Linked DNA regions of Mus musculus: region 2 is linked to region 1. Evidence: chromatin loops called from intact Hi-C (ENCODE). Cell type or tissue: heart. All regions are shown on one strand. Links, peaks and the distances in the headings refer to the core of each region. The heading gives the core; the rest is flanking DNA.

Region 1 (3,835 bases), core at 784-3,283:
GAAGGAGAAAAGAGAGCACACAAAGCTGTCTAACCTTCACATGTTTGCCCCAGCATATGACCCACCACCCCATCATGCACTCACATGCACTCGATGCTAAAAACAACTGTGTAGCAGACACTGTCGTCTCTGCAGTATCTGTAAGAATGTTTTCAGCAAGAACCAATCAATGCAAGCCAATCAAGTACTTCAACTTTTACTGAACTGAGTACTAAGTCACTTACTCATCCTACTGACAAAACACTCAGATTACAGGCACTACCCAGGATCTTTACTGGGCCCCAAAAGAAATATCCACAGAATAAGACTACTGAAAACCAGATATTTGTATTTTACACAGAAGTGGCCTCAAAATACACAAGCAGAAAAATCGAGTGCTGCTTGATGTTTACTCTTTTATTTAAAACAAACAAAAAATCCTTTTACAAAAAAATATTAGGAGCACACTTCATTGTCTTTACCTAAAAAAACAGGAGAAAAGACTCTAAATTAGCACTCTTTTTCAAACTGCAAGATGTATCTTGAGTTAAGAAATCATTTTTAGCCGGGCGGTGGTGGCGCACGCCTTTAATCCCAGCACTTGGGAGGCAGAGGCAGGAGGATTTCTGAGTTCGAGGCCCAGCCTGGTCTACAAAGTGAGTTCCAGGACAGTCAGGGCTACACAGGGAAACCCTGTCTCGAAAAAACAAAACAAAACAAAACGAAAGAAAGAAAGAAAGAAAGAAGGAAGGAAATCATTTTTAGACAGAAAGCTATCTGAAATAATGAGAAAAGTTACACAGAAGCCAGAAGAGGATGCTGAATTCCCTGACACTGGAGTTAGAGGTGGGTTTAGCACCATGGCGCCCTTAGGAACTGAGTCCAGGTCCCCTGGAAGAGCAGACAAGTCTCTTAACCACCAAGTCATCTCTCCAGCACCAAGAAGAGAACTTTTAAGCTATTGGAATGCCACAAGTAACAAGGATAGGAATGGTTCCAAGAAGACATGTGCTTGTATATACATGTGATCACAGCATAAAAGTCTTGTGACTGTAGTTCACAGTAAAAAAAAAAAAAAGTCTGAAACACAAACGAATACTCTTCACAAGCCTGCAATACAGAGACAACTCCTCAGCGTATTCACCGCCTTCCAAGAGTGGAGAGTACTTGGTCCTCAATGCGTTCTCTATCTGGCTTTAGGGAATGGCCCGAAAACGCTGCATGAATTTCCCTGGGCAACTCTTCAGCTAATTTAATACCACCCCAATCCGAAGGATTGTTCTAACCACACTGGCTTCTTTCTTACCCTCACACCAGAGAAAACTCTACCCATAGCACTTGGTCACACAATTATTTTTCTTTTTTTAATCTTAGTAAAGCCTCCTCGACCCGGGACTAAGTCAAATGTTGGTGATGACACTCTGGCTACCCTGTTGCCGTTCAGTTCCAGGGACAGGTGTGTAACTTTGTGTACTTGGTTGAAGACTGTCATGCCCACAAGACTCGAGTCCCTGATGCCTAGCATACACACGAAGCTTAATTTTTTTTTTTTAACTTACGATAATATGCACTTTAAATAAAGCCAGGAAGCCGGGTAGGTGACTTACCGGAAGCCACGCAGATCCAGCTCGAGTGAGTCTCGTTCTCTGGTTACAGTTAAAGGGGTGTGGGGGGAAGTTCCTTCGGGAGCCCCAGAGACCCTGACCACGGTGTCCTCAGGGACGGGTTCTCAGGAAGAAAGGCCTCCTCAGACACCAGCTCACAAAGCCAGACTCCGCCAGCGCGATTCTGAGACAAGAAGCGAGGTGGCCCGACCACACACAAGGAAACCGGAGGCCGAAAGGCGCACCGAGGGCCGACACTCACCGTAGCACCTCAAGCTCCGGTTCCGCGGAAACGGGACGGAAGTTCGGCTGCTTTGGTGCCGGATAGGTGCTACGGAAAAAGTAGTCCGGCGGAGCCCCGAGTCTCAGAAGAAATGGCCCGTGCTTCCAGGTTCCTCACGATAAGCACTTCATTTTCTTCTTACTGTTTCGTTTTACTTCCCGAATTATAAATAACGACTTTAATTAAACTATCCACTTTATATCCCCGTCCAGAAACATACTCACCATCCACAGTCCTTTTGGTCTCAAGCAGACACGGGCTGGCCAAAGCATGGTTCAGGTGTTGGCACACAGTAGCCACAGACTGGCTCAGTCATGGTTGGTCCTCTTTAGCCACATTTCCTATGCCGGTCACCATGTCAAAAGTTCCCTATTATCTCCAAGTCCCGGCTTCCAGACACATTCATCCCTAGTTTCAGAACCAAGGCTGTTGCCTGAAGGGAGAACCAGTCCCTTCAAACGCAAACACAGCAGTTCCTCTGGAAATGACCACCCAGTGTTTTCCAGGCCTTACAGAATACAGCAGTCAAGCTATAAATGTGCACTGAGTGAGGAAACCTGACTGTCTTTTTCTTCTCTATTTCCTTAGAACCTAGCACATAGCCCTCATAAATGTACTGTGTATTTAATAACAAATCAAATGATGTGTATAGTAAATGACTATCCATAGGCCTTGCTGTATTAGTCAGGGTTCTCTAGAGTCACAAAACTTATGGGTAGTCTCTATATAGTAAGGGAATTTGTTGATGACTTACAGTCTGTAGTCCAGCTCTCCAACAATGGTGAGCAGCAGCTGTGAATGGAAATCCAAGGATCTAGCAGTTGCTCAGTCCCACAAGGCAAGCAGGTGAACAAGAGAGAGAGAGAATCTTCCTTCTTCCAATGTCCTTATGTAGGTCTCCAGCAGAAAGTGTGTGCCCAGATTAAAGGTGTGTGCCATCACACCTGGATCTGGAACTTGCTTTGTCCCACATGACTTTAAACTCAGAGATCTCCCCTGTCTTAATCTTCTCGGATTCATAACCACTATGCCTCAAGATTTCCATGCCATTATCCAGGTCAGACACTTGCATCTCCCAGCCTCCAGATTAGGGTCACTGTGAGCCTACCAATTCTGGATTGTAGTTCATTCCGGATATAGTCAAGTTGACAACCAGGAAGAGCCAGTACACTAACCTTGTGCTCAGTGGTTCTGTACATCAGAACTCCACCATGAGCCAGAGCTACTGGGAGATACATAGATACTACTTCTAATCTCCTCACTAACCATAGCCAAGATGTGACCCTCCTCTAATCTTGTACTGCCAACTTTCCCGACCTGATTGTAAGCTTGTTTATCTATAAAGGCAGGATTCTCAAAGGCCTTCAGTCTCTTCTTCGGGTGACTTTACCAAGACTGGCTGTAGCTACAATGGCTGACAGAGCAGAAGACAAATAACCTCCAACTTCACTATTGCCCACCTGCCTCTTAAGTGGCCTTCCTACAGCACTGATGGTTGTCAATGGAGAGAAACCATAAAAGCATGCCCAAATTCCTGGAAAAGCCTTGCTATTCCCAGAAAGGACGGGAGTCCCTCTGCCCCCTTTACTGGCTATTGATTGATTGCATCATACCTGCATATCTATAAGCCCGGGTTGGTAAAGGGCTTGATCTGAGTTTAATCTCCCATCTCTGTTCCTATCCCTTGCTGATAGATATGTCCTCCATCTTTTTACTGGTGCTACAATTCTGGGAGAAGAATGACCAAGTATAGGGATAAAGACTTGGCAATTAGGATTCTCAATTTACAAAAGAGGAAACTGAGCTTCACAGAGGCACCACAAACCCCAAGAGTACAAACAAACAAACAAACAAACAAACAAACAAACAAACAAACCATGTGATCTAAAAGCAGCTGGAGTTCTAGCCCCTGTGCTGCTGCTTCTTGTGTGTCATTGTTCCCCAGCGACAGCTGACCACATCAATCTGC
Region 2 (3,835 bases), core at 474-2,973, 290 kb before region 1:
TGGCTCGGCTCCCAGCACTCACATGGTAGCTCACAGCCACCATAACTCCCAGTTCCAGGGAATCCAGTGCCTTCTTGTCACCTCCATGGACATCTACGTGGTGTAGACACACTCGCACGTAGGCAAAACATTCATACACATAAAACCAAACAAATTATAAAAGAGAGAGCACACTTCTGATGTGTGCTATGACATGGATGGACCTTGAGCACATGCTCCGGGAGAAGAGGCCGGCCATGAAAGCCCACTGTTACACGGTCCCATGTACGAAGGGATGCGCTCAACAGGCTGCTCACTCTACAGAGCTAGCTGTTCAGCAGTTAGTTAGGGAGGGGGAGGGGAGAAGGATTTTAGAATGTTTTAGTTAAAATTTTATTATATATACATATATAAAATATCCTTTGACCAAAGTGCTCTTTTCTCTTATTTTCCTCCTCCCACCAAATCCCTTCTCTCCCCGTCCCTCCCAGGATTTTACTTATTTTATATATATAAACATTCTGCACCACATATGCGGAGTCCTGGGAGGACAGAAGGAGGCGGGTCCTCCGTAACCGGAGCTGGATTGTTGTGAGCCTGTCTGTGCTGGCATCTGAACCCAGGCTCTCGGGAAGAGCAGCAAGTGCTCTTAACCCACTGAGCCATTTCTCCAGCCTCCCCCTCCCCCAGGTCCCCGGGCCTGCTTATTTTAAAAGTGAATTTCTGGGGCTGGAAGAGATAGCCCAGCAATTACGAGCATTTGCTGTAACGCGCTCTCACAGAAGCGGTGGGTTCCACTCCCCACACCCACATGGAGGAACACAACCACCCAAAATCCAGTTCCAGGGGAGTAGATGCTCTCTCTCAACATCCCAGGTGCAGATGAAAATCCACACACATAAAAAATAAAATAAAAAATGTCCCATCTTTTAAGACTGATTATAAAGAAGGATTTGAAATCGGGTAATTTTCCCTCCAAGGCCCGGAGGCGGGTCTGGTAACTGTTCACCAAGTCTTGCCGCCCCTGCCGCAGGCCGTGTGCGTAGTGAGTCATTCCTCCGTTGGTTTTTAGACCTTCTTCCTTGGTCCGGCCTCTGACCTGGTCCAGACTTAATCTCAGAATCCTGACCAATGAAGTGTGGCTCTGGTCCCTGCTTTAACTTCCACTGGGCTGTGTGATCCCAGTAAAGTGTCCTTTCAGAGTCTGAAGCCCTCCTCCTCCCCTGCTCCGTGAAGGAAGGTTTCTGCCTAGATAACTCCTATCAGCTGCCCCTCCAGCAGACAAAGTTCCCGTTCACAAAAGCAAAAGAAATTTACATTTTAATAGCACAAGTTCTAGGCCAAGGCTGGTCCAGGATCTGCATGCTCCTCCCTTCTCTGCCTTTTAACAGCTCCTCAGCAGGCCCAGCCAAAAAACTCTGCCATCTCCCAGGTTTTGTTTCCTCGACTTGGGCCTGAGCCCAGATCTCTGGGCTGGCTAAGCCAGACTTTCGAGGGAAGGGTCTACCTTCAGCCAGGCCACCTGGAGGTGAACCGGGCACTGCTCGGAGGCAGTGTTTACTCAGAGGAGCTCAAGGAGGATGCATTCTGAGGGCAGACATGTAGTCGGCCACCAGGACAGCTGCGAGACCAGCTCAGGGAGGCAGCGCTGGCGGCGGGTGACAAGTTTACTCAAGGTTATCTTCACTTATTCCACTCTGGCTGCCTGCCAGAACCCAGTCTTCATAGTTTCCCTTCCAGAAGAGCACCCCTCCGCATGAACTTTCCCCACCTCTGGGTCCTGCACCCTAGGGTTGTCTGCAGGTTAGACACACACGCACACCAGCGATACCTCAATTTCCCTCCTGCAAGTTGAGCGCTGTTTAAATAACCGACCCGACCCACTGCTCACATCCCGCAAGTTCCCAGAGTTTTACAAACACACATAGCTAAATTTACACACTATACCTAGGACCAACGACTAGACTATCGAAACTAGCCCAACTCCTGCACCCGCCCACCCACGAACTCCAAGTGACCTGCCCACCCACGATCTCTCCGACCCAGGAGCACGCACGTCACCACACCGGCCATCCATCAGTTTTTTATACAACTGGGTTATTGGAGGCACCCCTTGGACACTGCACCCCATCAATCTCCTACACACTCCCACAACACCATCTGCAGCCACTCCCACAGGAACTTTCTGACAACTCGCCCAGCTCCAGATACAATCCCCCGGGCCGCACACTGAGGCTGGAGTTCCCAGCAGTTCACACAAAGCGCGCAGCCTCCCCCGCGGCCCAGACGCAACGGAGCACATGGCTCATGGGGCGCCGACGAATCCGCCGGCGCTCAAGGCACCCTCACTCAACTGTCCCCCACCAGAGTCACGGTGCGAGCAACAGCTCCCCTGTCGGTCCGCCACCCGGCGCTTGGGGGTTGGGGGGGGGGGACGACTTTGCAAGGAAAAAAAAAAAACTCACGTGTCCATTTTGGGACAGGAAAAAGTTTAGTTCCCAGCCCGTTCCCTGGTACTCCGCGCAGGGTGACTCTTGGGGCGCGGGGCCGCCGGAGCGTGCGCGCTCGGCTTTGTGCTCCGAACTCGGCCCGGAGGGGGAGGGGAAAAGAGGGGGCTGGGCTCCAACCTCCGCGCCGCCCCCCCCCCCCAACTCTGCGCCTGGACTCCATGTTGGCCGCCCCCCCTACATCGGGGACGCGCACAGCCCCCGCAAGACGCTCGGCTGCCCTTCGCCTGGTCCCGGGGTCCCGGCGCGCACAAACTTTCTCCGCGTCGCCAGCCCCACGCGCCCCACAGCCTTGGCCCGCCTGGGAGTGACAGATGCCTCGGAGACAGACTTTCCTTTGTTCCAAAGGAAAGGGGAACTCGCGCGGGCTCCCAAGCCCTCTCCGTCGGAGCCCCGCCCGCGGCCCCCACCTCCAGCTGTCACTCGGCGGCCCCCGGTCCCGCTCTGTCGCCGTGCGGGAGGGGGGGGGGCTGCCGGCGGTTAGCAACGTGCACTTTTGAAACCAAACAAACCCGCTCCCCGCGCGCTCACCCCGCTGCAGGGCACCGGCTGCCCTCTCCCAGAGGAGCTTTGGGAGCTTTGGGAGCCGAGCCCTCCCTCAAGGACCCCGAACAGCGCCCCCCCCGCCAACCCCGGCATTCCGCGCCAGCGTTCCGCGGTCCCGACTCACACACACCCCCGGGGCTCACACACCCACTGTCGCACGCGCCGGGACGACGCCCCCTCCCCCGCCCCGTCGCCCCAAGAAACTTTCCAAGTTGTCCGCGCGCCTCCTCCCGCGTCTCCAGCCCCTCGGCGCCCCGCACTCACCTTCCCTGGCGGCTTTCCGGCCCACGCGGCCTCGGTGGGGTGTGGGACCACCCGGCCGGGGCGGGGGGCACCGGGGGAACGCGCCGCGTACCTGCCGGGTCTGACACCCGCCTGACAGCTCGCGGCTGGAAAGCACCTCGCGACCTGACGTCAGATCCCCTCTCCTCCCATCCCGCCTGCCGCACCCTCCCCCACCGCCCCGAGGCAGAAACAAACTTTGTGCAGAGCGTGGCCAGCTACGCCCACCCTCGGGGGCGGGCCCGCAGAGCCAGGGGGCTTCGCCCCGCCCACGCGTCGGAGGGGGCGGGCCCGCGGCACCTCCTTCCTGCGCCCACCCACCTTAGGAATGCCGCATGGCCGGGGCCCGGGGCGGAGCGGTGGGACCAGGGCTCCCGGAGTCAGCTCCAGGGCAGGAAGTGGCCCGCTCCTCCTTTCAGAGAGTGTTTCCGGAGCGCCTACTGTGTGCTCCTCCATGGGGGTGGGGGCACTACCAGGCACAAAGGGTGCCAGTCCCCGTACCTTTGTAAGTTCGCCTCCTC

Evidence for each region. Peaks named below come from ENCODE experiments on the same cell type or tissue, not always from the same donor. Only the 100,000 strongest peaks of a DNase experiment are listed, where the experiment ranks them.
Region 2: it touches region 1 in a loop (2.4-fold over the local background); 5 of 42 quality-filtered maps call a loop at or near these places.

Annotation. Positions count from the first base shown.
Region 1 is chr2:156,545,635-156,549,469 of GRCm38, reverse strand. Aar2 (AAR2 splicing factor homolog) reads right to left here and starts at 1,894. Exons shown (of 4, transcript NM_026661.4): 1 at 1,587-1,894. In heart, for the core only: no CTCF peak of the experiment used is centred there; a DNase peak (open chromatin) is centred at 1,789; H3K4me3 peaks cover 1,682 bases; H3K27ac peaks cover 1,156 bases.
Region 2 is chr2:156,839,700-156,843,534 of GRCm38, reverse strand. Tgif2 (TGFB-induced factor homeobox 2) reads right to left here and starts at 3,528. Exons shown (of 3, transcript NM_173396.3): 1 at 3,297-3,528. LOC115486128 reads left to right here and starts at 2,287. Exons shown (of 5, transcript XM_030252280.1): 1 at 2,287-2,353; 2 at 2,536-3,819. The coding sequence starts at 2,287. In heart, for the core only: CTCF peaks have their summits at 1,533 and 2,368; DNase peaks (open chromatin) are centred at 1,384, 1,574, 2,044 and 2,884; H3K4me3 peaks cover 2,500 bases; H3K27ac peaks cover 2,464 bases.